Linked DNA regions of Homo sapiens: regions 2, 3 and 4 are each linked to region 1. Evidence: chromatin loops called from intact Hi-C (ENCODE). Cell type or tissue: heart left ventricle. All regions are shown on one strand. Links, peaks and the distances in the headings refer to the core of each region. The heading gives the core; the rest is flanking DNA.

Evidence for each region. Hi-C counts contacts between places; a loop is a spot of excess contacts. Peaks named below come from ENCODE experiments on the same cell type or tissue, not always from the same donor. Only the 100,000 strongest peaks of a DNase experiment are listed, where the experiment ranks them.
Region 2: it touches region 1 in a loop (2.1-fold over the local background); 68 of 110 quality-filtered maps call a loop at or near these places.
Region 3: a loop joins it to region 1, with 7 times the contacts of the local background. A loop is called at or near these places in 97 of 110 quality-filtered maps.
Region 4: a loop joins it to region 1, with 5 times the contacts of the local background. A loop is called at or near these places in 13 of 110 quality-filtered maps.

Annotation. Positions count from the first base shown.
Region 1 is chr7:12,634,387-12,642,714 of GRCh38, reverse strand. It overlaps SCIN (scinderin), which reads right to left. Exons shown (of 16, transcript NM_001112706.3): 10 at 6,580-6,670; 11 at 2,198-2,368. Among named protein-coding and RNA genes, the nearest start is that of ARL4A, 49 kb to the left of the region's middle. RefSeq lists a silencer at 2,057-2,351. In heart left ventricle, for the core only: a CTCF peak has its summit at 3,668 (motif pointing left); no DNase peak of the experiment used is centred there; H3K4me3 peaks cover 81 bases; H3K27ac peaks cover 508 bases.
Region 2 is chr7:12,531,297-12,539,624 of GRCh38, reverse strand. All of the region lies in intron 5 of C7orf78 (chromosome 7 open reading frame 78), which reads right to left. Among named protein-coding and RNA genes, the nearest start is that of C7orf78, 31 kb to the right of the region's middle. In heart left ventricle, for the core only: no CTCF peak of the experiment used is centred there; no DNase peak of the experiment used is centred there.
Region 3 is chr7:13,259,578-13,267,905 of GRCh38, reverse strand. No RefSeq gene overlaps it. Among named protein-coding and RNA genes, the nearest start is that of ARL4A, 580 kb to the right of the region's middle. In heart left ventricle, for the core only: a CTCF peak has its summit at 4,775 (motif pointing right); no DNase peak of the experiment used is centred there.
Region 4 is chr7:13,174,888-13,183,215 of GRCh38, reverse strand. No RefSeq gene overlaps it. Among named protein-coding and RNA genes, the nearest start is that of ARL4A, 490 kb to the right of the region's middle. In heart left ventricle, for the core only: a CTCF peak has its summit at 3,991 (motif pointing right); no DNase peak of the experiment used is centred there.

The DNA of each region.
Region 1 (8,328 bases), core at 1,490-6,489:
CTGACTGGCAAATGCTAGTGGGAGGTTGAGAAAAATGAGATCAGAAAAGTGACCTTTGTTTGTGGCATGTGGCAGGTCACTGGCAAACTAGATAAAAACCATTTCAGTGGACTAGTGGGATGGATACCTGATTGAGGTGGCTTTAGAGAGAACTGGCTTTAAAAAGTAGAGATGGTGAGTGAGTGAAAACACTCAAGACAAACCTTTCAATGATATGTGCTCTTAAGAAGGACAGAGAAATGATGCAGTAGCTGGAGAAGGTCATGGTCAAGGTCAAGACACAGTTTTTAAAGAAATGACAGGAGGTTTCTGTTACAGCCATCTTTGTAGTTCAAAGTGAATGATTCCAGATAGAAAAATAAATTGATAATACAGAATGAAAGGAGATTACTGCCTGCAATCATGATGAAATAGAAATGGAATAAATGCACGGGAAAGACAGAAATCCAGGAGATTCCTTAGGAAAGCAAAAGAGGGAAGGATCCGGACAGAAGTTGGTGGCCAGATGGGTGGGGGAGGAATTGGGCCTTAGATAGGAGCAATAGTCTATGTAATAAACATTTAATAAATTATTTATTGATATATCACTGTACACAAATATATTATTTATTGCTAATTTATGGATAATAGTATATATATAATACATATAGTATATAATATTCACTTACAAGACACTTCATCATATGGAAATTCCTAATATAAAATATTAACTTAAAAAATAAATAAAAATTTGATATTTATTTCATAAAAGAGGAGGGAAAGAGAATATATACACAGATGCAGACAAATTGATAAAGTTGCAGGGGAGTAGATAAGGAGATTTATGCCTGATTTATCTTCTCTGTGAACTCTGAATCAAAGTTATCAGTAGAGAGAAGGGGGTGCTGGGGATCTGGGGAGAAAGGAGGACATGAAGCATGGGGTGTGAAGGAGGCAGCGGGTTCATGGATTCAGCTATAGGCCTGGAGAATTGCCAGAATGTGCATTCTGGAGTAAAGGAGCCAAAGGACAGGAGAGAGTTGTCAGAGATTAGATGACTGAAACAGATTTCTGAGGAGCTATAGTTATTGCAAATGGCAAAATTTAGTATAGGACCATGTGAGTGTGAGATGAAATGCGGTCAAGGAAAAGACTGCTGGAAGAGAGAAGCCGGAGAGATGGAAATAGTGAGATAATGGCTGAAGTCATCAAAGAAGAGGAGGACTGGCAGTTCAGTCTATGAAAGCACAAGAGGTCTAGAGGACGGAAAGTCTGATATAAAAGAGAGAGGCAAGATAAAATCAAAGAGGTAAGGGTGAGCAGGGAGGGAACTTGTCCAGCCCCATCCCTGAGGCCATGGTGAGTGGGTCTTGGGAAAACACAAGTTCCACTTGAGAGGGCTGCCAGGGAATCTGTCCTCAGAGGACAGTCGTAGAGAAATCAGGTGCAGGGAGAGGGAGGCTTAGAGAAGAAGTTGCAGGTGGAGGGATGAGATGACCAACCCAAGTTTAAGGGGTCTGCTGATTGACTTGTATGGAGGGCAAGTTTGAGGGACAGCTCCAGGCTTGATATGCAGAGCATGCCAGGCAGCGTAAGGGTGATGTGGAAGACCTGGATTTCAATGGTGACTGGGGTGACAGGATTGTCCTAAGGTGAAAGCACTTAGCCATTTAAAAACCTGGGCAGGCTGGCCTTGTCTATACCTGGAGGTCTTCTTATCTTATGGCACCATGGCATGGGGTTTGATCCCAGCTGCTGTCAGAAACAGCTCATGGGGCCAGTTCAGTTATGGTTCTGGTCCAGTGTGGTGGGACATGCCTCCCATATTTGTTACACTTGGGCAAACGAGGGCCTTCCCTCTCAAATGTCTCCAGTGTGATCAGTCACCTGACCATCACCCATGATCTATCCACCTAAGGCCTTTCAAGATGGAGCTTAAGCAGCCTCACGCTTTTGACAGCTAATTTGTGACAGTATTCTTAAAAATTTATCTGTTTGGGTTCAATGTAATTGAAAATTGCGAAAGGCCTGGTATCTGGAGTTTTACTTTTTACTCAACTCTCCTGCTTTAAATGTTTTTAAAATTTTGAACAGTGGATTAATTATAGGAATGAAGGGAGTTTATTTGCCAAGTTTTTAAAGTCTAATATTTGCTGATGGCTCAGGTCCATTGGGAAGTCCATAACTAGGGCATGTTTTATGGAATGCATGACATTACCTCCACAATTCTGGTGATAGATGCCAGGTTTCTCCGGACTTGAAAGAGGCGTGTAGGGGGAGCAGGTGCCTGACCTCCTTTCTTTGATGTTCCATTCTTGTAAATAATGAGCGGTTTGTCTTTGAACAAACTCAGTAGGTGAACAGGCTCTTTGCCTTGGGAGACTCGGATCTGATGGGGGAGAGGGGGAATAAAAGAAATATAATTAAGAGTGCTGTGAAAGAAGGTTTTAGTTCCAAATGTGTTCTTATGTTGTCTTTTTGAAAATAAAACAAAAAATAAAAAGTCAAGAGCAGGAGGAATGATGATTAACAGAACATATAGGTTAATGATAATTAATTTTCCCTGTTGACTTGAGAATCTTTTGTTATCGCAGGCACGGTGTCCATGAGTAGTTTCTTGTCAGGGGAAACATCACCATGCTCCAATACTTTCTGTTTTTGAAAAGTATGAAGATGTAAGTCTGTTCATCTACATCTCCGAAAGAGAAAAGGTGCTGGTGTCTGCGACCTTATGTGAAAATCACTCTTCTTTCAAGGGCACCAGTAACACTTACAGATATTTACAGAGGTACTAGAATCTCACGTGTTTTGGATCTGGTTCAGAAGGTTAAGAGATGTGCATTCAAATGCTTCACAACATAAGATGACCCCAAATCATACCCATTATTTCTATATCTCTGTATTTGTAAAATAAAAAAATTACACACACACACAAAGATTGCTATGCAAGCACTAAAAATGGGCAAAAATAAACAGAATATGTTTTCTACTTTTTAACTTACCTATAGAAATGTAATAGTAGATATGCTCAATATAAGAAACTTTAAAAAATACAATATAAAGACTTTTCAGGATGAGGAAATTGAAAAAAAAAGGGAAATTATTTTCTTGATTTTATTTATTAGCCCCAAATATTGGATTAGAATTTCCTATTTCTCACACAAACTATTGATGCATTTACATAAAGAGTTCAAATTTCATGTCAGTCTCCCATTGTTTTCATTTGTTCTGCCCTGTGCTAAAATTGAACTGTCTCACTTCCCCTGGTTTGTCTTTTTCTAGAAGCCAGGTGAATGGGAATGCTGATGCATGTACTCATTACATGCATATACATACCTGCATATAGGGAGGCCGAAAGGCATTGAAAATAATTGACTTCATAAATATATTTCAATTAGTAGGCATTCAAATAAGTGAGCAGCAAATTATGGAAACGTTTTGTCAGTTATAGTCTCACAAATACCTAAAACTGTTAGCTTAGCATTTCATATAACATGGAGAAAACTTTAATTGCCAACATGAGAGAAAGAGAAACACTGATTAAGGCCCATCCCTTACTGTCAAAGGAGAATAAGAAAGAAAAAAGGCTGATTAAAATATGTTCAATATGGTTAATATATTCTACAAAGGAGCGTTGAAAACCGCAATACTTTAGTTTTTTCATGCATTATTGTAAGCTACTGCCATCTAGTGATTAAACTAAAAATTACCATTTTGTTGTCAATTTAGGATTCAACCGGCTAACAATTCATGGTAACTCATTAATCGAGTGCATCAAATATAGTACTATGAAATATGAAATATGTAAGACAATGCATGTCTTCATAGTTTTTTAATAGTTTGGTAAGTAATACCTTAAAGATCAACTAAATTCCATAGAATTGAGTGCATTTAAAGAATTCAGTCATTTCATTAATTTATTGATTAAAAGTAGCAAGTTAACTTATTTTTAAAAAGTTAACATGCGCCTTTAAATTTAGATTTAACTTGATTTTTGTATCTACTAACTTGTATCAAGATGGAAAGGAGACCAGCTGGAAGACCAACTTCAGCCTTCACATCTTATACTTTATGTTCTGAAGTGTCTAACTTGCCTCTCTCTATTTAATTATTACATTAAAATAAGCAATTACACACTTACAAAGATTTGAAAACAAGACAGAAAAACCCTTTTGTACCATATAGAGTCTTAGCTCCCTTGACATCAGGAATGAGGAAGTTAAACAGGCACAACCATGTAAAGGGAGTGTTTAATGCTGCTGTATCAGAAACATCACTGCATTGGCCAAGTAAGCACCTGCTTTCAGTTTGAACTCTAATCTGTAAGATGCTTTTCCCACCAGATGGGAGCAGATGGCTTCTCAGAAACTGGCCAAAGACAACAGGCAGGCAGAAAACAGGCAGCAGTGTGTGCAGCTCCAGCTAGGAAGACACAGGGAATGAGAGAGAGGGAGAGAGATAGTTCCAGCTAGCTGTAGGAAAAAGGAACAAGAAAGTACTCTCTCACAGAATGAACGAGAAAGCAGACGGACACATTGGGGCACACTAGAGGAAAATAGGGTCTTCTTGAAGTCTGTATGTCAGTTATACAGTAAGGGAATCTAAAAAACAAAGACCCAAAAACTTTTTCATGGTAACTAATAAGCGTCCTGAAACAAGTAGCAGATACTCCACCATAAATATAAAAGGAGGAGCAGTTGAACTTAGGAGAGTACAGAAGATTGAACCAGGCTAGAAACAGCAGTCTCTTAGACACAGTGAGGAGATCTAGAACTAGACATTGATATCGTCTGATATTGTATAACATTTAAAGTTTTATAATAAATAAAACAGCATATTATCTCTTCCTGTCCCTTTTTCTCTATCTTAATCTGTCTCTAGATAGAGATAGCTAAGATAGATAAGTTAGATAGATAGATATACTAAAAAGTTGACTCATTTATAATTACATGAAATTTTCATTTTGAATTTGGATTCAGTCATTCTCGACAAGTAATTTTTTATTTCAGAAATACCCAAGTAAAAAAATACATCTCTCCTCCCTCTCAATCTCTCCTCCCTCTCACACTATCCTCTCCCTTGCCCTTCCTCTTCTCTCCTCCTTCTTACTTGTCTCATTTCTTCCTCCATGATTTCCCTCTCTTCTCTTCCCCCTCCTCTCCTCCTTACTTGTCTCATTTCTTCCTCCATGATTTCCCTCTCTTCTCTTCCCTCTCCTCTCCTCCTATCCCTTTTCTTTCCCCTTTCTCCCTGTCTTTTCTCTTTGTCCCTCCCATTTCTGTTCATCCTTTCTCCCTCTCCACCACTTCCTCCCTCACTTTTGGGTGTTGGACTTTGTTTCAGTAAAGATTCTGGTACCTAAAAGGGAAATATAAGGACCCATGCTATTTTATCAAGATTTATTTCTGTTTACTTGTGCAAAACATAACTTACGCATGTTTACGATTTGAGAGTGTAAGAAAATGCATCTTTTTTTAACCTATTAATTCGAATTGTTAATCTGTGCTTGTTCTGCACTGTTGTATTTATTTCTCATTGTTGCTGTAACAAATTACTATGATTTAGTGGCTTAAAACAACACAAATTTATCATCTTACAGTTTTGGAGGTCATAAGTCTGAAATGAGTTATGGGGCTAATTTAGTAACTGGGCTAAAATCTGGAATAACAATTTAGTCACAGGGCTAAAATCAAGCTATTGCAGGGCTATAGTCCTTTCCAGAGGCTCTAGGAATCAATCTATTCCTTGCTTTTTCTGGCTTCTAGAGGTTGCCCATATTCCTTTGCTGGGGACTCTCTTCCACCTTCTTTTTTTTTAATTTTATTTTTTAATTGATTAATAATAATTGTAGATATTCATGGGGTACATACAATGTATAGTGATCAAATTAGGGTAACTAGCATAACATCATCTCAAATATTTATCATTTCTTTGTGTTGGGAATGTTCGATATCCTCGTTCTAGCAATTTGCAACTACATAATATGTAATTGTTCCTTCTATCCTCAAAGCTAGCAATCGCTGGTTGAGTCTTTCCCATGCTGCATCCCTCTGACTCTGTCTGGCTTCTGTTTTACTTACAAGGACCCTGGTGATTACGCTAGGCCCACCCAGTAATCCCAGATAATCTCCCTAGTTTAAGATCTGCTGATGAACAACCATAACTCCATCTCCGACCTTAATTCTCCTTTGCTTTGTAACATATCACACTCACAGGTCCTGAGGATTAGGACATGAACACCTTGGGGGCATTATTCTGCCTACTGTATCTGTTGAACAACAGCTGGAAACAGTAATACAGATAAAACCGTTTTAATGTCAAGAGGCTATCATTGACATAGGGTGTGATTCTATTGGGAAGATTCTTTTGGAATCTTACACCTGTTGATAGATTTTTGTTGTTTTTGTTTGCTACCTCCTTTCCAGAATCTGAGATAACTAATTTGAAATGAGAGTAGGAATATTTGAATTTCAAAATGAAAACACAGTTCATATCAAGAAAATGTCAAATTTCTATCCCAACTTGGGAGGGAGCTATAGCTATCCATTGAGCTAGCAAGACTTTAACTTGTGTGAGTTTTGGGGGTAAAAATATCCCAACCTGCACAGCCTGTCCTCCAAGGGACCGATCCAACTGAACAGTCAGGAACGCAGATGTTGTCAGCTCATCTCGTGTGGCATTTGCTCCTTGCCTAGAGGAATGAAAGTGAAACGAATTAGCTTGCCTTTAAGTTTTAAGATCGTCACATGTAGGCATTGCAAGCAGAGACAAGTTATTATGAAAGATCAAGAAGAAGCGAACTGTTTTAACATGATACAAGCTGTTAAGCTATTGTTTTTGTCAAGGTATCTAACATTTAATTGTCCTATGTGTTGTCTAGAACTGTATATGGTAGGCATTTTTATCTCCATGTTAAAGAAATTGAGCTTTTGCTTCTTACATAATTTAGCTAAGTAATTGGGTTCACCTGATTTTAAGTTGGAGCTGCCTGCTTTTTAGAAAACACCTCTACAGTGAAAAATAATCCATCTGAGATGAAAATACGAGCCAAACTTATTAGGTTGAATGTTAGGGGCATTTTGTCTTTCTTGCCTTTTTTTTTTTTTTTTTTTTTTTTTTTTTTTGAGACGGAGTCCTGCACTGTCGCCCGGGCTGGAGTGCAATGGTGTGGTCTTGGCTCACTGCAACCTCCACCTCCCGGCTTCAAGCGATTCTCCTGCCTCAGCCTCCCAAGTACCTGGGATTACAGGCGCCTGCCACCACACCGGGCTAATTTTTTGTATTTTTAGTAGAGATGGGGGTGTCACTATGTTGGCCAGGCTGGTTTCAAACTCCTGACCTCATGATCTGCCCACCTCGGCCTCCCAAAGTGCTAGGATTACAGGCATGAGCCACCGCGCCCAGCCAGCATTTTGTCTTTCTATGAATATTTGGTGAGCATGAACCAAACGTCTGTAACCCAGAAAAATCAAGAAAATAATAATGAGAAGTAGACAATGGAGAGGTCCCATTTTGTCATCTTAGCAATTCCATAAGGAATTATTTATTATTATTATTATTATTATTTGAGACAGAGTCTCACTCATCACCCAGGCTGGAGGGCAGTGGCGTGAACTTGGCTCACTGCAAACTCCACCTCCCAGGTTCAAGCAATTCTCCTGCCTCAGCCTCCTGAGTAGCTGGGATTACAGGTGCTAATTTTTGTATTTTTAGTAGAGACGGGGTTTCACCACGTTGGTCAGGCTGGTCTCAAACTCCTGACCTCAGGTGATCCACCCGCCTCGGCCTCCCAAAGTGCTAGGATTAAAGGGGTGAGGCACTGCACCCTTCCCACCATAAGGAATTATTAATAAGGCTATACAAGAGGCTAAACTTCCAACACTCAGATAAGGGTCAATCAACATGTCCAGTTCATTCGTAGCCTCTCTTTCTAGGGTGGCTTGTGGCTGTTAACTCTGTGTCACCTTAACCTGTAAAGCAACTTGTGGGAGATCTGCTGTTTGATGAGCTTGTAGAGAAGACAGTAAAAAAACAAAACAAAGCCCCAAACATGGTAAAAGCATTCATTGAGCATTATTTATTTTTAGCCAGGTTTCCCATTTCTATTTGACTAGTGGTTAGCTTAGCAGCAGGAATACTAAACTTGGATTTAGACTTTGAAAGTTAACTATTAGATTGGTGCAAAAGTAATTGCTGTTTTTGCTATTAAAAGTAATGGCAAAAGCCGCAATTACTTTTTTTTTTTTTTTGGAGATGGAGTTTCGCTCTTGTTGCCCAGGCTGGAGTGCAATGGCGTGATCTAGGCTCACCACAGTCTCCGCCTCCTGGGTTCAAGTGATTCTCCTGCCT
Region 2 (8,328 bases), core at 2,486-7,485, 100 kb after region 1:
GTGTTTTGGTAACACCATCAAGAAACTGCTAGAAGTTCTATCCCTATGGGGCTTTTTAAAAGGTAAATAGGCCAGACCAACTACTCTCACCCTCTCTTCTGTCCAAATTAAGGAATTAAGGAATAAATCAAACATCTGAAGGCTTTGTTTTTTTGTTTTTTGAGACAGAGTCTCACTCTGTCACCCAGGCTGGAGTGCAGTGGTGGGATCTCGGTTCACTGCAAGCTCCACCTCCCAGGTTCATGCCATTCTCCTGCCTCAGCCTCCCAAGTAGCTGGGACTACAGGTGCGTGCCACCACGCCCGGCTAATTTTTTGTATTTTTAGTAGAGATGGGGTTTCACTGTGTTAGCCAGGATGGTCTTGACCTCCTGACCTCACGATCCGCCCACCTTGGCCTCCCAAAGTGATTGGATTACAGGTGTGAGCCACTGCGCCCGGCCCTAAAGGCTTTGTCTTTTAAAGGAGGCATCACTACCCTTGGGGGAAAGCCCTGAGGAATACCCATTTCTGATTTCTGTGAGAAAGGAAAAAATAAGGTAATCCCTGCAAAGCCAATTCATGAATGCTCAGGATTATCATTTATAAAGAGTAAGGGTGCATATGGGTGAAGGAAGCCAGCAGGCTTGCTCTGGATGAATGCTTGCTGAGCTACAGAACTGCAGAGGCCACCTGTGGAGCCCTTTAGTACAAGGTGTTTGGGGAGCTCCTGGTAGAGGAGTGGTTTCATATATGTCCCCAAGAGGTTTTAAGGATGAGCATTTGATCATAGAGCATCCTGCCTACTTCTTATCTAGAAATGTAAAAATGGGTGGCTCGCAACGTGAGGGAAAGGGGAAAGGAAAACGGGGGTCTTCTGTACTCACGCCATTTGGTGAGCCGTATGGAGGGTTCTGTAAACACAGTGAATTAATGAAATTGATGAGCTCCAGCCATCTTGTGAGTAATCCCACCAATGATAAGATGCCTCTTATCAGACCTGTAAGAGGTAGTGGGCTGAGGCAGGGACTTAGGGCAAGTTGCTGGACGCTGGTTCTCAGAGGACTGTGCCAAATGAGGCCTCTGTCTAGGACAGAGAATAATGCGCAAAAATGTCCTCCATAAGTAGTCACTATTTGAACATCAGCCACACAGAGGATGTCATGGCTGATTACAGTAGTCTCTGTTACCTGAGCTTTTTGCCCCTGTTTCTTCCATTTCTCCTCTGGACACCAACACCTTGGAGATAAAAGGCAGACCAAGAAGCAATGGAGTGTGATTGAGACAGGTGCAGAAAGAGAGAAACAACAGAACGTTCTCTTCCCCAGATCCTGGAGCTACAGGGCAGGATTTTGTTGAAAACAGCAAACAAATTTTGAATTGGATGTGAGATTAGAATGTTAATTTAGAATGAATGAGGCTTTCTTTCTTTCTTTTTGAAATTTAAAACAATTGCAAAGAATCTCCCAATTAAAAAAATTATTAAAGTTTTACATGTACGTATAATAGTGCATAGATATTAAATAAATATTTCTATGGAGTTATCACAAAGTGAATGCATCTATGTAACCAACATCAAGGTCAGAAAATACTACATTTCTGGGACCCAGAAGGTTATTGTACTCCTTTCCTTCAAACCAAAGGAAGCCAACTTCCTGATTTCTTACATGTGGACAAGAGTTTTCCTTTATATAAATGGAATAATAATGCAGTATATACAGATATGTGTATATATATATACATTGTACATATATAGAGCATCTGGCTTTTAAAAAACTCCTAAGTATGTTTGTGAGACTCATCCCTATTGCTTGCATATAGCAACATTTTGTTCATTTTCTTTGCTGTATAATCTATTGTGTAAATATACCATAAATGGATACTTTTATGTATACATTCTATTATTTATTGGCATTGGACTTGTCTCTAATGTAAAGGTTATCACAAGCAATTCTGCTATAAGCATTCCTATATATATCTTTTAGTGCATACAAATATATCTTATATATCAGCTAATTATACAGCATTTAGAATGGAATTTTGTGTCATAGGTTATATGTATGTATACATCCAACTTTAGAATATATTGCAAAATATTTTTCCAAAGTACTTGTTCCAATTCTTCCCCCTCAAGCAGTGTATAGGAGTTCTAATTGCTCTATACCCTTGCCTATTGATATGGTTTGGCTGTATCCCCACCCAAATCTCATCTTGAATTGTAACTCCCACAATTCCCATGTGCCATGGGAGAATCCCAGTGGGAGGTGATTGAATTCTGGGGGCAGGTTTTTCCTGTGCTGTTCTTGTTATAGTGAATGAGTCTCACGAGATCTGATGGCTTTAAAAATGGGAGTTTCCCTGCAAAAGCTCTCTTCTCTTGTCTGCTGCCATGTGAGATGTGCCTTTCACCTTCCGCCATGACTGTGAGGCCTCTCCAGCCATGTGGAACGGTAAGTCCAATAAATCTGTTTCTTTTGTAAATTGCTCAGTCTTGGGTATGTCTTTATCAGCAGTGTGAGAATGAACTAATACAGTAAACTGGTACTGGTAGACTGGGATGCTGCTGAACAGATACCAGAAAATGTGAAAGCGACTTTGGAACTGGGTAACAGACAGGGGTTGGAACAGTTTGGAGGGCTCAGAAGAAGAGAGGAAAATGTGCAAAAGTATGGAAACTCCTGGAGACTTGTTGAATGGCTTTGACCAAAATGCTGATAGTGATATGAACAATAAAGTCCAGGCTGAGGTCGTCTCAGAAGGAGATGAGGAACTTGTTGAAAACTGGAGTAAAGGTGACTGTTGTCATGTTTTAGCCAAGAGACTGGCAGCATTTTGCCCCCGGCCTAGAGACTTGTGGAACTTTGAACTTGAGAGAGATAATTTAGGGTATCTGGCAGAAGAAATTTCTAAGCAGCCAAGCATTTAAGACGTGACTTGGGTGCTGTTAAGGGCATTCAGTTTTATAAGGGAAGCAGAGCATAAAAGTTCAGAAAATTTGCAGCCTGACAATGTGATAGAAAAGAAAAAAAGCGTTTTCTGAGGAGAAATTCAACCTGGCTGCAGAAATTTGCATAAGTAATGATAAGCTGAATGTTAAACCCCAAGACAATGGGGGAAATGTCTCCACGGCATGTCTGAGAACTTTTTGGCAGTCCCTCCCATCACAGGCCCAGAGGCCTAGGAAGAAAAAATGGTTTCATGGGCCAGGACCAGGGTCCCCGTGCTGTGTGCAGCCTAGGGACTTGGTGCCTTATGTCCCAGCTGCTCCAGCCATGGCTGGAAGAGGCCAACGTAGAGCTCAGGCTATGGCTTCAGAGGGTGCAAGTCTCAAGCCTTGGCAACTTCCACATGGTGTTGAGCCTGTGAGTGCACAGAAGTCAAGAATTGAGGTTTGGGAGCCTCCGACTAGATTTCAGAAAATGTAGGGAAACATCTGGATGCCCAAGCAGAAGTTTGCTGTAGGGATGGGGTCCTCATGGAGAACCTCTGCTAGGGCAGTACAGACAGGTAATGTGCTGTGGGAGCCCCCACACAGAGTCCTCACTGGGGTACCAACTATTGGAGCTGTGAAAAGAGGGCTACTGTCCTACAGACCCCAGAATGGTAGATTCACTGACAGCTTGTACTGTGTGCCTGGAAAAGCCATAGACACTTAACACCAGCCCATGAAGGCAGCTGGGTGGGAGGCTGTATCCTGCAAAGCCACAGGAGTGGAGCTGCCCAAGTCCATGGGAACTCACCTCTTGTGTCAGCATGACCTGGATGTGAGACATGGAGTCAAAGGAGATCATTTTGAAGCTTTAAGGTTTGACTGCTGTGCTGCATTTCGGACTTGCATGGGGTCTGTAGCCCCTTTGTTTTGACCAATTTCTCCCATTTGGAATTGCTGTATTTACCCAGTGCCTGTACCGCCATTGTATCTAGGAAGTAACTAACTTGCTTTTGATTTTATAGCCTTATAGGCAGAAGGGACTTGCTTTGTTTCAGAAGAGATGTTGGACCGTGGACTTTTGAGTTAATTCTGAAATGAGTTAAAACTTAGGGTGACTGTTGGGAAGACATGATTGGTTTTGAAATGTGAGGACATGAGATTTGGGAGGGGCCAGAGGTGGAATGATATGGTTTGGCTATGTCCCCACCCAAATCTCATCCTGAATTCCCATGTGTTCTGGGAAGGACCCAGTGGGAGCTAATTGAATCATGGGGACAGTTCTTTCCCATGCTGTTCTTGTGATAGTGAATGGGTCTCATGAGATCTGATGGTTTTTAAAAACAAGAGTTTCCCTGCACAAGCTCTCTTTTTGCCTGCTGCCATCCACATAGGATGTGACTTGCTCCTTTTTGCCTTCCACCATGATTGTGAGGTCTCCCCAACCATGTGGAACTGTAAGTCCAATAAACCTCTTTCTTTTGTAAATTGCCCAGTTTGGGTATGTCTTAATCAGCAGCATGAAAATGGATGAATAAACCTATGCTTCCTGTTGTTTATCTTCTTATTTTGGCTATTTTGGTGGGTGTGCAATAGTAGTCCATTGTGCATCTTACTGCATATTTCCCTGATTACTTGTGAAGATGAACACATTTTCATGTTTTGTCATTTAGAGATCTTCTTGTATGAAATCTGTTTCCTTCCTTCCTTCCTTCCTTCCTTCCTTCCTTCCTTCCTTCCCTCCTTCCTTCTTCCCTCCCTCCCTTTCTTTGAGACAGGGTCTTGCTCTGTCCCCCAGGCCGGAATGCAGTGGAGAGAACACTGCAGCCTCAACCTTCTGGGCTCAAGTAAATCTCCCGCCTCAGCCTCTAGTGTAGCTGAGACCACAGGTGTGTACTACCACATCTGGCTAATTTTTTAAATGTTTTGTAGAGACAGGATTTCCTAATGTTGTCCATGCTGGTCTCAGCCTCCTGGGCTCAAGAGTTCCTCCCACTTTGGCTTACCAGTGTTGGAATTATAGGAATGAACCATTATGCCCAGCCTCCTGTTATTTTCCATTGGATTACATGCCTATTTCTTATTTATTTGCATGAGTTCTTTATATATTATTAATATAAACCATTTTCTTGCTTATATGAGTAGCAAATATTTTCTCTAAGCTCTCTGTCTGCCTTTTCACTCTCCTAATGATGTATTTTAACAGAAGTTTGTAGTTTTAATGTTTCAAGTAGAACATTCAATAATTTTTTCTTTATAGATAGTGTTTTTGTGGTTCTTTTAAAGATATCATTTAATTCTCCAAATGTATTGCAGAAAGGTTATTGTTTTCTTTTCACATTTAGGTCTGTAATCCACATGAATTTACTTCTTTATGCACGATGTGAAATAGAAGTCATATATATTTCTTATCCTGAATTTTTCATGGCTGAACATAATCTTAAATTACGGAAAATTTTTAAATTTGCTTACATAGCTTTTTCATGGCTGAATGTGAGTTTAAATTATAGAAATGACAGGGCTAGTACAAATGAAATGTTGAAAATCTATAGGCTCTGCCAAAGTTGTTCTCAAGCTGAGGGGAGGGAGATCCAACACAGCATATTTAAAATTCATGATTTGAGAAAAATAAAGCCATTTTATTTGAACCTTCATAGGGATCTGTGTGCTAAATATATCAAATATTTGTAAAAAATGAAAAAATAAGAGGAACTACAACTTCAGATGAAAACATTTCTATTTTGAGAAGCCTGTGAAATACTGAGGTAGATTTGCTTTTGAAGTATGCTTCCCAGTGACACCTATGAAAGTTGAAGTTCTGACTGAGAATTCATAGTGTTACAGGCAGCAGTAATAATCTATGATTTTCTGTAACCACTATAAGAAACTTTTGGTGGCTGGGGGCTAGGTATGGTGGCTCACGCCTGTAATCCTAGCACTTTGGGAGGCCGAGACAGGTGGATCACGAGGTCAGGAGATCGAGACCATCCTGGCTAACGTGGTGAAACCTTGTCTCTACTAAAAACACAAAAAATTAGCTGGGCGTGGTGGCGGGCACCTGTAGTCCCAGCTACTCTGGAGGCTGAGGCAGGAGAATGGTGTGAACCCGGGAGGTGGAGCTTGCAGTGAACTGAGATCGTACCACTGCACTCCAGCCTGAGCAACAGAGCGAGACTCCATCTCAAAGAAAAAAAAAAAAAAAAAAGAAACCTTTGGTGGCTGGGCGCTGTGGCTCACACCTGTAATCCCAGCACTTTTGGAGGCTGAGGCAGGTTGATCACCTGAGGTCAGGAGTTCGAGACCAGCCTGGCCAACATGGCAAACCCCTGTCTCTACTAAAAATACAAAAATTAGGTGGGTATGGTGATGGGAACCTGTAATCCCAGCTACTCAGGAGGCTGAGGCAGGAGAATCATTTGAACCTGGGAGGTGAAAGTTGCTGTGAGCTGAGATCACACCACTGCACTCCAGCCTGGGTGACAGAGCGAGTCTGCATCTCAAAAACAAACAAACAAAACAACAACAACAACAAAAGAAACTTTTGCTGATGGACTACCATGCCATTTTCTTTTATGTTGAGCCACCAATTACCAAGCTCAAGCACATCAGTTATAGAGGAGAAGCTCCCACTATGCTACAGGAATCAAGAATTTTATATATGTACAGCGGGATGTTTGCAATTTAAGATGACCATTTTGTAAACTTGGTAAGGATAAGTCTACATCCTAAATCATTAGTAGGATGACTCTATATCCACCACTTAAAACAAATTCTTACCCATCTGGAGACAGCTTTCTGGTCACATATCTACTCTTTTTATATTCATCTGTCCTGTGGTCCTCCTAGAGATAGCTGTCTGCTGACTGTTCACTCTGTGTACTCCCTCATAGAAATCCAAAGATCAATCTTACTGAGTAGCCTCTCTCATCTTCCAGAAAGCTCTAGACATTATATATATTTTATATTGTATGCAAAAAAAGCATAGTTTTGAATTGTTATTCATAAAATACTTAGATAGCAAGTACTAAGTGTCGTGTGCTGTATTCCAAGTGTTTCACAAATGCAAACTTCGACTATTCATAGTGGTACAGGAGTTAAGAAAAAATTAATCAGGCAGATAGGGTATGGGAGGCTTCAGTAAGGTTTTTCTTTTTCTTTTTTTTTTTTTTGAAACAGAGTCTCACTCTGTCATCCGGGCTGGTGTGCAGTGGCACAATGTTGGCTCACTGCAACCTCTGCCTCCCAGGTTCAAGTGATTCTCCTGCCTCAGCCACCTAAGGAGCTGGGATTACAGGCGCCCACCATTACACCCAGCTAATTTTTTGTATTTTCAGTAGAGACAGGGTTTCACCATGTTGGTCAGGCTGGTCTCGAACTCCAGACCTCGTGATTCACCCACCTTGACCTCCCAAAGTGTTGGGATTACAGGCGTGAGCCACCATGCCCGGCCAGGTTTTTCTTTTTAATGAAAAGCAGCCCCAAATCATTTCCTAAAAAAGAGCAGCCTGTAAAATTGAGCTGCAGACACAGACAAGCAAGCTAGAAGCTTCCACAGGTGAATGCTGGCCTGTAGGAAATAACTACCTGGGACCAGGCATGTTCAAAATGGCGGCTCCATCTTCCCTTCCCTTTGCCAGCCACATGTACAGTAAGGAGCAGACAAGATGGCACTGGTCAGTGGAGAGTCCATTTGCATAATAAGATTAGGGTGGGGTGGCCAGCCTAGGCTATGTAAATGTCATATCTAATCGAATCAATCTGTGGGCTCTATGTAAATCAGACACCGCCTCCTCCACCCTGCCTATAAAATCTGCTGCAGTAGGCCTACTTTCCCCTTTTTCCGATGTTTCTCTCTCTCTGGAAAGGAGCTGCTCTCCTTTCTCCTTTCTTCTATTAAACTTTCTGCTCCTTAACCCACCCACATGTGTCTGTGTCCTGAATTCTTTCTCAACACAAGACAACGAACCATGGTTAATTCCCCAGACAATGCAGCCATTTCAATGGTAACTCTGCAAAGTTGGTACTATTATTACTGACATTCTACAGATGAGAAAACTAAGCCACAGGTAATGTTACTTTTCCATGGTCATGCAAGGCCATATCTATATTATCATTAACAATAATAGTAATAATTGAATCAAGAAGATATGAGGGACTGTGCCAGCAGTTTGTATATATCATCTTATTTAATTCTCCAAAAACCTGAGAAAATAGGATCAGAAAATTTAAGCAAATCATCCAAGATCACAAATTACAGGTGGATTACTCTTAATTTGAATTCATTTCACCAAACTCAAAGCCCAAACTCTACTACATTAATCTGCCCTCCTCCCCACTTCTCAGAGATGACATTGACATGTGAATAAAGAGAGCTGTGAGAGGTGATTATGCACGTAGGAAACAGGTTGCAATGAAATTCTC
Region 3 (8,328 bases), core at 1,920-6,919, 620 kb before region 1:
CTTTTTTCTTCTACAACTTCATTATATCACTTTATAGCAGATGTTTCCACTTAAATATGTTCCAATACCCCTCAGCGAACCATAGCTACCACCTTACTTCCTGTTTCCCTTCATGGCATGTGTTGTCTATAGTCACTGTGTCCTTTCTCACCATCACAATTTACTCTACTTCCCAATGCAATGAACCTCCATTCTGGCCAACCACAAAAATGGTCTTTTGTTGTTGTTGTTGTTGTTGTTGTTGTTGTTTCAGCTGTCACCCAGGCTAGAGCGCAGTGATATGATCAATAGCTCACTGCATCCTTGAACTCCTAGCACAGGGATTCTCCTGCCTCAGCTGCCCAAGTAGTTGGGACTACCACAATGTCTGGCTATTTTTAATTTTAATTTTTTTTTTTTTAAGAGAGATGGGTCTGCCTATGTTGCCCAAGCTGGTCTCAAATTCCTGGCATTGAGTAATCCTCCCACCTTGGCCTCCCAGAATGCTAAGATTATAGGTATGAGCCATTTTCTCACCTTCCACCCCCAACACCCTTTTTTTAGTTCTGTAAAATAATGAAGGTCGTTTTTCTTCACGGTGGATTCTGTGTCATATTCCTGGTTCTCCACTTTGCCTGGCTCTTTCTTTTTAGTCCCTTTTCTGGGTTTCCTCGTGGTGTCCACCTCTAAGTGTTCAGATCTTAGACCTGAGCTCCCTTTTCCTTCCACACTCTTCTGTCTCCCTGCAAAATGGTTCCCCCTGTTTCACCAGGCACCTGCCTATTGCCTGCTTACGATTTCATTCTGAGCTAAAATATCTCTTCTTCAAAAAAGCCTTTCTAACCACTCAATATCTCTTGTATCATATTGTTTTGTTTTCTTCATAGCAGTTACCACTATCAGACTTATCAAATTATGGTGTTTCCCATCTCTCTAGAATAAATTTAAAAAGCATGAATGAAAGAAATGAACTCATTTGTAGCATTCACCACCAAATCTCAAGTACAAACAACAGTGTCTGGTAAGTAGTAAGCTTATAATCTGTAAATGAATTGCAAAATATGTTGATAAATAATTAATATATAAAGATCACCTTTCATTTTGAAAAAAGACAAATATCTTAGAAAGTTGGAAAGTTATCACAATTAAATGCAAATAATATTTAAACATATGAAAATATTCTCAGCTTTATTAGTAACTGGAGAATACAAATTAGGTCTATAATATTTATTGCTTTGAATATTTTTAAAATATTAATAACGGCAACATAAACTTCAGGAAAGGCAAATTGACAGCATCAATCAAAATTCAAACTTCATGTATTCTTAGCATTGTTCCTATAAAGCTATCATGATTCCAACATACACAGAGATTTATGTACCAGGATGCTCACTGCAGAAAAAAAAGGAAATAATCTAAATATGTATTCATAGAAACAGGTGGATCCCTTTCCATCTCTCTCTCTATCCCTCTCTCTCTCTCTGGATAGTTATCTAAGACATCATTTAAAAATGATCATAGAGAGTCACAGATGCATAGATGTATAGGTTATTTTGAAGTTTAAAACACATTTATTAATTTGTATGTTATTTGTTTTGTATGTTAGAGGTCTGATGGTATAATGATTGGTTTCTCTGTTCAAGGTATGTTGACTGAGTCCTTATCCAAAGGCTTTAGTGAAAAATCTGCTTCCAAGGTCATTTTTTGGTTGGAGGAATTCAGTTCCTGTGGTTGAGTGACAGAAGTTTTCTTCTTCTTGCTGCCTGACAGCTCAGGGCTCTACCAGCTCCTACAGACCATCTGAATTCCTTGCCATGTGGCCCCATCCCTCTTTCAAGCTAGCAGTGGCATCTCAAATTCTCCTTTTATTAGAATCTCTGATTTCCCCTTGTTACCAGCAAGAGTGAGCTCTCTGCCATTAAAGGGTCATGTGGTTATGGCAGGCCCACTCAGATAATATGCCTAATTTAAGCTGACCTGACTCAGAACCTTAAGTACATCTGAAAAATCCTTTTGCAGCAAACTGAGATTAGTCTTTAAGTGGGAGAAGTAGGGGCCAGGGAACATGGGGAGCCATCTTAGAATTCCATCTGCCACACTGAGACTTAAAGAAGTTATGTAATTTGCCGAAGGTAGAACAGGGATGTAAAATCTAAATACAGTATTTTATAATATCTTGATTTACACTATATGGCATATATATATATAATGTTTTATAAAATTTACAATAATAAGCTAAGTGTAATGTTGCATTTCCTATTGTATGTGGCCAGGTAATACACAGAGTTCTGTAACCTAAAAATTCTTTACTTGTGATATTTTCATTCACTTAAATTCATGTTTTTTTGAGGAATACGAAGGGAAACAAAAAGTTAGAAACTTGGATGTATTTAGTACCTGTTATGTGGTCTAAATATTCCATATACCTATGAAAATGACATGTCTATACTCTGGCAAAGTGCCAGATATTTTTAAAACTTCTGAAATTAACAACTATATAGCATATTGACTCAATAAATTTAAAGCAGTATTGATATTAGGAGATGATTTACTTCTATCATCAAAGATGATGTTCTCTCCAAAAGAAAAATGAAATAAATACGATTTGACCTCAGTTGTTTCTTGAACAATTACACATCACTGACATCTTATATATTTCCCTGGATTTTTATTAAAATCAAATAATATGTATGAAAATGCATTGGTAAAACACTTAGTCTTTCAATATAAAGCATTGGCATATTGATTATACTTCCGTATTACCTGTATAATTTCTGCCGGTAAGCTAGGCATCATTGGAAACAGTAGCTGTTAATTTAATGTACTCCTTGCTGATTATTTATAGTTCTGTAGGCCTGAAAGGTTTCACTAAACTTAGCGGATATGCCTGGCAGCTGGTGCAATTTTTGGGGTGAAGTATTTACTTACATTGGCAAGGTGTATGTAATACATGTTTTTAAAAAAAGTAAAAATTACTCAAGAGGCAGCAACAAATGCGATAGTTGAAACAAACTATGTTAACATGTAATGACATGTATTATGGAAATGTACAGAAAACGAATACAAGGAAAAAAAGTGTACTGCAAACCTCTTACCTCTGAGAAGGAGAGAGGCTGTCCTTGTGTGTATCTGTGTGTATGTGCTTGTGTGTATATAGGTGTGTGTCTGAAAGTAGGGAGATAGCAAAAGAAAATTCACATTTTACTCTATCTGCCTCTACAATGTTTGAATCATATACATACAGAAAGTCTTCACTTAACATTGTCAGTTGGTTTTTGGAAACTGGCTTTAAGAGAAATTATGTATAACAAAACCATCTTTTTCCTCATCAACATTATGACAAAATGACTTGAAGGAAATGAAGTTATTTAAGAACCTGCTGTAAGTTGTTTTGTTTAAAGTCATAGTTTCCAAGAATCTATTGACAACATTAAGGAAGGACTTACTATACAAGAGATTGTGATAATGTATAAAAGGTAAGGTTTAAAAGGGAAAATAAATTATATTAAAAACGTAAAATATGGTTACAGGAGTCACTGTGATAATGGTTTTTAAATGGTGCTACTGGAAAGCAAACAAGAGGGTCCCTAATCTAGTGTGAGTTCAGGGAAATGGCTTCCATAAAACAAGTGACATTATCATTAAATAATTGCATTACTCAAAGAGTAGATCTTGGGATATAAAAATATAAATCTAGACAGAAATTGGGAATTTGAAGTCATCAGCATATATTGATACAAATTGGAGTTATCAAATACAATGTTCTCAGCGCAGAAAAATGGACACAATGAGACTTCTAAGGGACAAAAACATTTAAGGGTTGGGTAATGGAATACGACCAAGAGAGGGAGGCTGAGAATGAGTACCAAGATAAGCAGGAACAAAATCTGAAAAGTATGGATTCTAGGAAACTAAAGAATGTCTGGAGAAAAAGAGAATGACTAAGAATTTCAAATATTGCCCAGTGGTTATGCAAGATAAGTATTAAAATGCGTTCACTGATTATCTAACAAAGAAGCCAATGGGGAATGTTGGGGGGCAAAGCATTTTCTGTGGATTCTTATCTGAATATGGACTGAGGTGGGTTATTAAATCCATCTGAATAGAGAACGTGGAGGAGGTAAGTGTAGGTCTTCTTTTAAGAAGCTTGACGATAAAGGGAAAAGCAGGGGAAAAGAGAAGAGGTTGGACCTGGCAGTTAAAGGTTTTGGCTGATTGGTGGGTGCTTTTCTGCTACAGTTGTTTTGATAGTGGTTGTTTTCAATTTTTTCAATGTTTTATGATGCTGGAGAGTTGTGCATATTTAAATCCTGATAGGGAGAAGCCAGAAATTAGAATAGGTCATTGATATAGGACAGAGAGAAGAATGGACGAAGGACAAAGCGTGGATGGAGATTATCCTCTAATGGGTCTCTAATATGAATAAAAGGAATAGAGGAAGAATTGACTGCTTTTTAGTTCGTAAGTAGAAAGTGGAGGTAGTTTTTGGCTGAAATAATATATTTTACATATGTTGTCTCTAGTATTCACAGTACCATATCTAGGGTGGGACACATTTTATAGATCAGAAGAAAAGGATTTAGCCAGCAATTGATCACTGTAACATACAAGGACAGATACTATAAGGAAGTGAGTGCATTATGTACTCGCAGCTTTGTGCTTATCTACTTTTTATTTAGGTCAAAACACTGCTTTGTTTCAATGCATAAAGTATACTTAATTTCTAAATTATAATAGCAGACATGCTTCTTTAAAAATAACGTTTTTGTTTTTCATTCTCCCACTAGGTGTCAGGACAACACTACAGACGGTAATGGTCTGAAATCTGTCAGGACACTTGTTACTAGAAACCAAAAATAACTGAATGAATGAATAGAGAAATAATAGATTTATATTTTTCCTGTACAGTTGTTCTCTCCTCCAGCTATTCTCACATGTTTAGGAACTGTCATTAATAAGTACACAGTGTCCAAGGAATCTTTCTCTTCTAAAAACTGTGGAGCCTTGGGGAAGAGAAATAGGTTTTATTGAGAGAGAACTAGTAACAGCTCTGTGCTGATGATTCCTTGAGAGAAAATGTCAGTAGAGCATAGGAATGTTAATTTAGTGTGGACTACTATTAAGTATCTCAAAATCTTGACTTATTGAAAAGGCCATGGAATCAATAACCTCATTTCTCCCGGCTACATCTCATTATGCCCAAGGAAGCAAGGCAGAACCTACTGTCACCAGAACATACTACATTATTCCAGTAAAACAAGGGTTGCAAATGAGACATGACCAGAATTGTGAAAAGAACTCCTTTGTCATTCACTAGCTCCAGGATCCAGGGCAAACATTTAATTTCTCTAAACCTCATCTGTGAAAGGTTGAAATATGTTTTGTCCCTTTCTTAGGGCTATTTTTGTGTAGCCCCACATTTAAGGGAGTTAACTCAGTGAATGTCACTTCTCAGTCCTTCCGAATGCTGCAGGGCCTAGAATATCTCCATGCCTAAGGAAATCTAAATCAAGATTTTCTCCATTAGAATCTTATCTTCGGTGCCTAAAGTTTTCAGATCAATTTTGCTTGAGGGAAGCTGCTGGGCGGGCATTCTCAGGAGAAGATAAAGTCAACCAGCAGTGTGATTTCAGTCACAGACCCCTCTTCTTGAATGGAGTCCTCTTTGATCTTTTGCTGTGGACTACATTGTGCCAGGAAGTGTGGGTAAAACATAAAAAAACATCGTGCTTGGGACTCTTCTCCTGAAAAGGCTTTACCAGGAGCAGAAAGCTGACATTTGAGTCACAAGTACCTTCTCTCTAATCAGACTGACTGGTACTGGATTCCAGCCCCATCACTTAGAAATGACATGACTTTGAAGAAATCGCTTACTCTTTTTAACTTTGGATCCCCCTTGTATTATTACTTCAATCTATAAAATCGTGGTAATAATAAAACCAACCTAAACATTTTTTCTAAGTAATAAATGAACTAATACTTTTAAAGAGTCGAGAGTTCGAGACCAGCCTGACCAACATGGTGAAACCCCATTTCTACTAAAAATACAAAATTAGCTCGGCATAGTGGCAGGCTACTGTAATCCCAGCTACTTGGGAGGCTGAGGCAGGAGAATAGCTTGATCTCATGAGGCAGAGAATGCTGTGAGCCGAGATAGTACCATCACACTCCAGCCTGGGCAATAGGAGCGAAACTCTGTCTCAAAAAAAAAAAAAAAAAAAAATGCTGAGTCCGGTGGCTCATGTCTGTAATCCCAGCACTTTGGGAGGCCGAGGCGGGAGGATCACCTGAGGTCAGGAGTTTGAGACCAGCCTGGCCAACATGGTGAAACCCCGTCTCTACTAAAAATATAAAATTAGCTGGGGGTGGTGCCATGCGCCTGTAATCCCAGCTACAGGCTGGGATACAGGAGGCTGAGGGAGGAGAATCGCTTGAACCCGGGAGGCAGAGGTTGCAGTGAGCTGAGATCCCGCCACTGCAGTCCAGCCTGAGCAACAAGAGCAAAACTCTGTCTAGATAGATGGATGGATGGATGGATGGATGGATGGATAGGTAGGTAGATAGATAGATAGATAGATAGATAGTAAGTACAGAACAATGCTTTAGCAACTAGAGGATCTCCCACCATTGTCAGAAAAGAACTAGCTCGGGTAAGTTCGGATATATTTTGAAAATCAGAACTTTCACCATTGATAGCTAAGTATAAACTGCATCTGTTAAAAATTATTCTCTTAACATAAAACAAATTAGAGCCAGAGTAAAAGGTACAAATATCATATTGTACATATCATACTTCTCAACATTATACCAGAATCTGAAATTTTAAAATCTAATATTCTGAAAACAAATTAGAGCCATACCACTCTGAGCAGTTCTGCTCAAATGACAGGCATGAGAAAGATTATAATTGTTGGCACTCCACACACACGGTTTTATTTAGAAAGTGTTTCTCCTTAGTGAGCAGCAGGCATTTATGCAGCACCTATATAGAAATTACCAGTGAAATGGGAGGTGTAACTTAGAAATGAATATGGCAATATGAGTGCCAGGCAAGTACCTTTACTAAACAATGCATTTCTAGGTTCTAGGCACATGTGGCCCAAGCACACTTGGAACTTATACAAGCTCTTTTTTTTTCTCTTCTTTTTTTTAAACTAACAAATAGAAACTGTATATGTTTATGGTATACAACATGATATTTTACATATTGTGGAATGATTAAATGAAGCTAATTATCATATCCATCACTTCATACACTTATTCTGAGAACATTTAAGATCTCCTCTTTTTCCAGTTTTCAAGTGTATAAACATTACTATTAAGTATAGTCATGATATTGTACAACAGATCTCCAGAACTTATCTGGAATCGGAAATTCTGTAAACTCTCTATTTAGACTTTTAGTTAACATATATCTGCCATTATAAAGAATTGTTTGGTCCTATTGTATGTAACAAGGGCTGTCACAGGCCACTGTCATAAGACAAGTTCCCTAGAAGCAGAGCCTGAGACAGATTCTTGTGCAAGGAATGTTTGACTGAGGGAGTGCTCTTAGGAGAAACCTGTAAGGAAGCAAATGAAGAACAACAGGGTAGGGGAAGCAACTAAATAAAATCTATTTCAACCTGATCTCACAGGGAATTGTGAAGGGAAAGTACCCATAAATTTGTTCCCTCAGTTAGGTCACTGACTATGTTCTATCCCCAAGGGATCTGCACAACTCCACAGGAGTCTCTGAGCCTCTAGTCAGCTGAGTGAATTCACCTACAAAAGTGAAGCTGTGAACCATGAGCAGACAAGGCTCACAGCAGCTACAGTACTCCCAAGACTTCACTAGCCTGGGAAAGGAAACTGGGCTGGGCACAAACAGTATCTACTGGCCATCACACTACACAGACATTACCAGATAACATGGACAAATTTAGTCATGAGTGAATGACAGCTCTACTGCTCTTCATTCTAATTTCCATTGTCTGCTTTCTAGTATCATCTTTGTGATACTTGGACTTTTATCTGCATTATAATATTAACTTATTTTACTTGCGTATAATTTAGTTGCTTATAATTTACTAAATTATAAGCAGGTAAAATAACAGTTAATATTATAATGCAGATAATAATAATATAATTTGCTTCTTTGAGAAGCAAAATAAACATTATTTTTTCAGGGCACAAGGTGACTATTAAGTATAGAGAAGCTTATGATAAATTTTTAAAATAATAATAAATGCAATTAACTAGGAGGATACAATTAGATGTCTCTATTTAACATTTAATTATAATAGATATACCCAATCAAGACAGCCAACGCTAACTAGCTGATGCAGTAGGCTCCTTGAAAGTGAAGAA
Region 4 (8,328 bases), core at 2,024-7,023, 540 kb before region 1:
CAACCTCCATCCCTATGTTTTCCTATAGGGCTGCACACATTGCTCCATCCCTATGTTTTCCTATAGGGCTGCACACATTGCTCCATCCCTATGTTTTCCTATAGGGCTGCACACATTGCTCCATCCCTATGTTTTCCTATAGGGCTGCACACATTGCTCGCTCTTGGAGCAAGGTTATGTTGTTGGCATTCAGAGAATATGCCCACAAATAATTATCCAAGGAATGGCGCAGTTTTTTTTTTCTTTTAGAGGGTAAGATAATAGATTTTTATCCCCTGCTGTAATTATGAAGTGTCTTTCCTCATGCTATTTCTAAGCTTAGTCGAAAAAGATTTTAATATGACTTGACTTTGATAACAATGATAAACTGTCTACTGATAAAATTTATTAATATCTATCTTGCTTTATTAGTGGAATGATACTAGCATAAAAATCTAAAAATTTTCTTGTTATAGGTGGATAGTATATTTTTCTCATTTTTTTAAAGAAACGAAGTTTTATTCCTACATTAATAACATATGATAAATATAAAACATTATTGCTGAGTGTGGTGGCTCACGCCTGTAATCCCAGCACTTTGGGAGGCTGAAGCAGGCGGATCACCTGAGGTCAGGAGTTCGAGACCAGCCTGGCCAACATGGGGAAACCCCGTCTGTATTAAAAATACCAAAAAAAAAAAAAAAAAGAAATTAGCTGGGCGTGGTGACAGGCACCTGTAATCCCAGCTACTTGGGAAGCTGAGGCCAGAGAATCGCTTGAATCTGGGAGGCAGAGGTTGCAGTGAGGCGCGACTGCGCCATTGCACTCCAGCCTGGGCGACAATAGCGAGACTCCATCTCAAAACAAACAAACAACAACAACAAAAAAAAACACAAAAAAACCATTATTGAGATGTTTTCCTCTTTTGGACCAAATCTTCAAAATCCAGTGTGTACTTTATACTAACAGTGCATTTCAGTTCAGACTAGCTGTAAAGTGCTCACTCACCATACGTGGATAGCATAGCTAGCTCTGTAGAGTTACAAAATTCTATTGGAAGAATTCATTTAGAATTATATATGGATAAGATGACAGCAAAAATGAAAAAAAGGGGTGGGGGGCTGGGGCAGGGATAGCATTAGGAGAAATACCTAATGTAAATGATGAGCTGATGGGTGCAGCAAAGCAACATGGCACATGCATAGTTATGTATCAAACCTGCACGTTGTGCCCATGTACCCCAGAAATTAAAATATAATAAAAAGAAGAATTAAGTACATTTCTTGTAGATTTTGCTTATGAAGGTAAGTTTATCATTTACATTATATTATAATATTGGGAGCTTTTAAAAATTTTCCCACATTCATCTTTTAGAGTACTTAATACCTCTTAGTTAAATCTAGGAGGAATTCAATTATGTGTAATAATCAGTATAGATAAGTTGCCATCTACTAGGTGCTTTCCATTGCCAGCCTGAATCTTGGTACCTTGAACACCAGTCTCTACAATTTTGCAATAAGGTGCTAATTGGATCAGTTTCATAAATTAAATATTCCATTCCTGATCTTTCCACCCACAGTTAACCCAAACTCGAGATTTGTTCTCAGTAAGCCAAAATTTTTCCTTCTCTGCGATCCTGGAGTATAACTGGCCTGCCATTCTTGAGAGGAAATTCTTAGTAGTGATAATTGGTTGCGTTTCTCCTTCAAAAGCCATGGCTCATTAATCCCCATCAAAGCAGCCTGAGCAAAGTCATTTCTACTCAGCAGCAGATTCAGGCTGATCCAATGCACAGGCTAAGCTGGCAGCTGCTCAACTGAGATTTGAAGGATCCAAGAAGCCCTCTCTGGCTCCTGGTTCTCTCGTTTTAAAAAACAAACAAACAAAATCCCTGTTATTCACCACATTGGCATGCTCTACTAGATCCAGATTTTACTGAAAAGGCAAACATGGGAAAACATATTCACCTGACTAGTATTCAGCATAGTCCACATCCTGAATGATAAAAAAATTAATTTTTGATTAGGGAAGAAATTAAAGAGAATTCATGCCTTCTTGTGATGATGTTGCAATTAAGGACAGTGATAGACAAGGAGACTTGGGAGCACACTGGTGACCTGGGATAGGTATGGGGACACAAAAGGGAGTCACCAAGAAGAAAAAAAATTTGAAAGAAATACATGAAGGAATAGCATTATTTCATAATTTTCTAATAGATCTGAAGTTGGAGATGTTTTGAATACATTTATTTGCTTTATTGATCTTTCTACTTTATAAACTAGTAAGCTAGATTCTGATATTCCTAAAAGAGAACTTATCAAAGAAATAAATAAGGTAATTTTTATTACACATTCAAAAAGTGAAATAACTAAATTTACTTTAACCTTGTGTTACTTTGCTAGTGAAGTAGCCAAATACTTTGCTATCTAAAAAATTAGATATTTCTTTCCTCTGCAACTTTCATAGAAAAAAATCTATTTTTCTTCAAGGAGATACTGAATGCCCCGCTTCTGAAAAATGTTCAGAGTCCTCTCTTAAGGTATAATTTGAATGTGTCAGAAACTATAATTTGTTCCAGAGAACTAAGCGAGAGGGTCTATTGTGAGATTTTAAATATATTCTTAATGGTTTCTAAATCCTCTTGTGAACTACATTAGTGTGAAATGTTATTTATTTAATCTAATAGAGCCATTACTCACAAAAGGAAACGTACAACTCCATCTCCTCAGAGAACAAGAAAGAGCTTCTAGGGTAAAGAAGAGAACAGAGCTGTTATTTATGAGTACAGATTAAAAAAAAACTGAATGAGTTGAACTTCCTCTCTCATGCCTACACTCGGAAAATGGAATCCACAGCAGAATTAGTTACCCAAATTCCTTTTCACAGTGTGCCTTTCCAGTGAACTCTCCTCTTCAGAAACTCCACAGCTGCTCACACAAATTAATTTTGCAATGAGGTTTTCTAGGAAAGTGTTGAACTGCAACCCAGGCTGCTTTGGATTCCTTTCTTTTTCGCTTACACAAGAGGCACTGTCCACGAGTGATGATATGTGGGCTCTAGAGGTATGTCCATGAATTTGAACACGCTGCTCAAAAGAGAGCATAATTTATGGGGTAAGAGCATAGTGATGATTTATTTTGCTTCTGTAAGGGAGTTATTATACATATGGAGGTGGTTGTACAACAGAAGGTAAAATCTACACAAAGTAAGATGACACAGTAGTTAAACCTGTGCTATGAAATCTGATAGGTGCAAATTCTAACTTGGCCACTTGCTAGCTGGATGAGAGCAACCATCATTATTCTCAGGCTGTTTTGTGTATCAGTGTATGTGATTGCCACAGTAACCCTTAAAACTATTATTATTCTTCATTTCAATGCAGAAACTGAGGCATAGGGAATGTAACTGTCCCACGTCTGGGAAATGGTGAAGCCTGGTTTAAATGGGAGCTGGTTACTGCAGAACATGGGCTCTTAGCAAAAATGCGGCTCAAGCAACAGACTTCTTACTCATTTTTTAGTTATTTAACCTCTCTTTTCTGTTTCCTCATCTGTAAAACGGAAATAAGTATATGACCTGCCTCATGGAATTAAACAAGATCATGAATGTAATAAATTGAGCACAATGCTGGACACTCAGCAAACAGTAAATTAGCTTTATCAAACGCTTACCTTTCTTACAGTCAGTCTCTAGAGAACAATATATCTCTAAATGTTAATTAGACAAGACAGTTAAATCTGTTTATTGGCCCAGACCTTCAGAGCATCTCACCTTAACACAGTTGATGAGTGTCTCAAGCAAGTGTCATCTGACATTGCAACTGTCAACTGTTATCATTGCAGCTGATGGTGAAACTGTAAACAGGCTATGTGGAATGACTAATAATGTGACGAAGAATAAATCCATGCTCACAAGCATGGTCTAAAGCCCTTTAACAGGTGGAATGATTGCTGGGACTTAATATCTCTCCTATCTCAATCTTACTGAAAGGCGGATATTCAAAGCGACCTAGATCTTACACTAGGTGGCAATGTTAAAATATGCTGGGCTAAGTCAATAATCTGACCACATGCATTCTAGTGAGTGGGCTGACAAGACTGCATAGAGAGTTCTGTGCACCTGCTCTTCTGCTGCAGACAAATAATATGCAGCAGGGAAAAGAAGTTGACCTAAAAATACACCATGAGAAGTCATTATCGGCATAAATCCCAAGAAGTATTTAGTGAAAGACACTGGGTTTTACAGTGGGTTTTCCTATTATAAATGATTTTGGGGAAAAAGTGCCAAGACCTAATATATGTGTATATAAAATATGGTTCTAAATAAAATGTGATCATTAAATAAGAATACAGTTATAAATTAAGGTATTACTATGAAGTATCAGTCTTAAAAAAACAATATCATACTACTTTGAAGGAAAAGAAATAAAATTTAGATTAATAACAATGTCATTACTAGCAAAAGGTCAATGGTAATTTTATCAAGCAAAGAAAACATTATTCCCTTCTCTTATATAGTTGATTTTTTCCTGAAACACTGCATTTAGCAAACAGGAATAATTTGGAGAGAAATAATATTGTAAAAGATATAAATTCTGATGACAACCATACAATTTTCTAATTAATAGTCCTGCCTGAATCTTTTCTGAAGAAAGATTCTTAGATTCTCATTTTAAAAACCACATACCAAAATGATAAATAGGAAAGACACCAATTATACTCACACATTAACCAGATGCAAACAAGAAGTAATGTTAAAATGCATTAGTCACCATATACCATGAACACAATTTTGTAATGACTGATTACTCAATAACTGGCTTGCAGATTTCCAGTAGCTACAAATATTTGACCATATTAGCATGTTCCATTAGTACCATTTTTTGAAAGTACATTTTATGACCTACCTGACATGGGAAAAATCTTGAAATGTGTTTAATTAGAGAATATTCAAAGAAAATAATAAGAACATATCAATCTAACACCAAAAATGTAAGTTAAATGTAAGTTCTGGGCCATTAAACAAAATTTGATAGAAAAAAAATTTTCATCACACTTTCTCAATACTCCCTGTGCATTGACCCTTTGTTGTGGATATACACATTTTTCACACATTAAATTCGTGTTTAAGCCATCTAGCAATACAGGATGCCAACAACCAATAATTTCACCATAGGCAATGGATGGAAAATTTGCATAAGTAGATGTGTCACAAAGAATCACTTTTATAGATACATTACAAACATAGGGAGATCAGGGCCCACTGTCCTAGAGGAAGTGTGCACAGATATTGTTCTTTTTGCAGAGATTTAACAAAAGTACCTTTTTCTTTTCTGTGTGATATGGTTTGGCTCTGTCTCCACCCAAATCTCACCTTGAATTGTAGTTCCCATAATCCCCATATGTCTTGGGAGGGACCTGGGGGTGAAGTAACTGAATCATGGGGGTGCCCCCATGCTATTCTCATGGTACTAAGTTCTCATGAGATCTGATGGTTTTATAAGGGTCTTCCCCCTTTGCTTGGTTCTCATTCTTCTCTCTCCTGCCACCATGTGAGGAAGGACGTATTTGCTTCCCTTTTCATCATTATTGTAAGTTTCCTGAGACCTTCCCAGCCATGTGAAACTGAGTCACACCTCTTTTCTTTATAAATTATTCAGTCTCAGGTATATCTTTATTAGCAGCATGAAAATTGACTAATACACTGTGTAAATCATGATCCAAGCAGGTAGTAGACCAATTTGATAAGAATCCCTGAACCTTCTAAAATGGGAAGGATTACCTCTTCCAGAATGAAAAGACTCGAATTTCTTTTGGTGTTAGAAAGAGCCAATAAACTGTTAGATGAAGCTAGTGGGGGCTAATGAAATGGTGAGTGGCAACAGGTGAGCAGACAGCTTACCCAAGTACAGAGACAAAAACAAAGTATTTCTTGGTCCTATTTGTGGCAGAAACTTTAGATGATTCAGTTTCCTGTGGCCACCTTGTACCTGGGAAAATTATTGTATGTATAAATTAAAATATCTGTGGGAAAGTAGAAGAGGGACGGAGTCAAAGGAGCATTAACTCAAAGGCCCTGCAATCTACAGATGAGACTCTTCATTGAGAGAAACACTGGACACTTTACCCTCAGATGTACCAGAGAAAGGTGATGTCCCTGCTATGGGTGAGACCAGGGGCTTATTTTCACTCTCCACTATTTTTAAATAACATTCTACCAACCCCAGAACTCAATTTGTACCAACAGCCTTTCCATTATTTGGAGCATATCAAAGGACTGATGAGTCTCCGGCTCTGTTCGTTAGGGTACATTTAAGCTTTTTGGGCTTCCTAGGCACTTAAAAGAGAAAATTTGCTCCTTGGAGAGGAATAGACAAGACTTTTGAAGTTGCTGAGCAGTGGGGTCTCTGGCATTGCCCTCTAGGGACTAAGTGAGGAATCTTATTTTCACCTAATTTGGGGGGATGCTCTTGTCATTGCACACTACTATGAACCATGGGTCAAATCTTGCCTGATACCTTTTTTTTTTTTTGCAAACTAAGGATAGTTTGTACATTTGTATATGGTTACATTTTAAATGGTGATGTAAGTACCTACAAATCTTCAACATTTGCCTTTCCTTCAAAGCCTAGAAAATTTACTAACTTGCCTTTACAGCAAAAGTTTACCAATTTCTGCTTTATTTACACAGAGTTAGATCTATTAGAATAACTAGTCAGTTGTTTGAATGGTAGACTATTGTGGCTTTGCGTCCATTAACATTTTTATTAGAAATTTTATAAAAAGCATCATTACATGGACGCTACTGGGACATACAGCTCCTTGAAAGATATGCGATAATTCATATATATTGAGTTTTAAAATGTTAGTCATGTCACTAATGACTCCAGAAGATACCAATTTATATTTTCTGTGTAGTAAAAATAAGAACCCAGTAACTATCAGGGTAAAAAAAAAATAGCATTTCTTAAAAATTATACACAGTCCATTATTGTCCCATAAATTATTAATAGGTCAAATTTTTAAGTTATCACATTGAAGAGTATTTGTGGAATTTTAGAATGAAAAATAAAATAAGTTTTTCCTGCAGGACTGTAGAGAGATTTTATGGAGGAGCCATACTGTGCATTAGTTTTCTTTTCAAAACAGTGGATGATTTTTGTTTAGGAACCTATTCTACATTTTCCTTTCTTGAGGTTCAAATAGAGCTCCACCCCATTACCAACAGGAAAGAGGCACAGAATCTGGGTTTCAGGTTATCAGTTGATAACAATATTCATGCACATTCAAGATAAGCTAGACTGAAGATATTTTTAATGTTTTGGAAAATGCAAGCTCATTTTAATCTCCCTCTTCTCTTCAATCCACCATCACTTCTGTAGAAAGACTGGCATTCATATTTTAACAATTCTATTTAGAGTACTTTTCCATGAAGTTTGTGTTTACTATTACTTTATTAAAGAACCATTCTTCGACAATATTGCATCTAGGAGTACTAAAGTGAATAAATTATTTATGGATCAAAATATCTTATGAAACATTTGCATCACATATTGTGTACAACACATAAATATTGCTGATGGGCTGTCAAATAGAAAGGGAAAACTGAACAGGACACAAATTTACATAATGCGATGAAACTCGAGAGATATTTTTCTATTATACATAAATCATAGCACACAAAGGAACAAAGTTCTCTCAAACTGCTAACAGTGCAGCAGCTGCAGATGCATGCTATTTAGAAGCCCAAAAAGGTAAAGAGAAGTTAGGATAAGTTCTGCATTTTTCAAAATAACAAAATATGCAGCTACTTACTAAAGAAAAATTTATTTGTAAATATGAAATGTATTCAGAAATATTTCTCGTATAAGAAACTTTAAAAACTGAAAGAATTTTGAGGTAATTGTTATCTTAATTATCCCTGTTAATATTTAACAAAAGAATGACTATATGTAGCTTAATTCTATTCAAATAGATGATTTTTCTTAGTAACTTTCCAGCAGCTATCCTTGTTTCACTGTTCTTTATCACTGTGTTTCCTCATCTAGGCACTGATTGAGCCACTTATTAAGTGGGATTAACAAGATTCCTCTACATACCTACTTCATTAGGTTGTTATGAGGATTAAATGAACTGATGTGTCTCTAAAGCACTTAGAAAAGAGCTGAAGACAGAATGTTAACTATTAACATAACAGTTTCATCATCATTGTTGCCATCAGCTATTTGTGTAAGTTATTTGTGTAAGGAAAAGCAACATCTTATGTTGCCTCTTTATCACCCAGGACACTACAGAGTTGGTTTTAGCAATTGTGGGTACTATCTAGAAAATGATATGCTTGCTCCTAAAT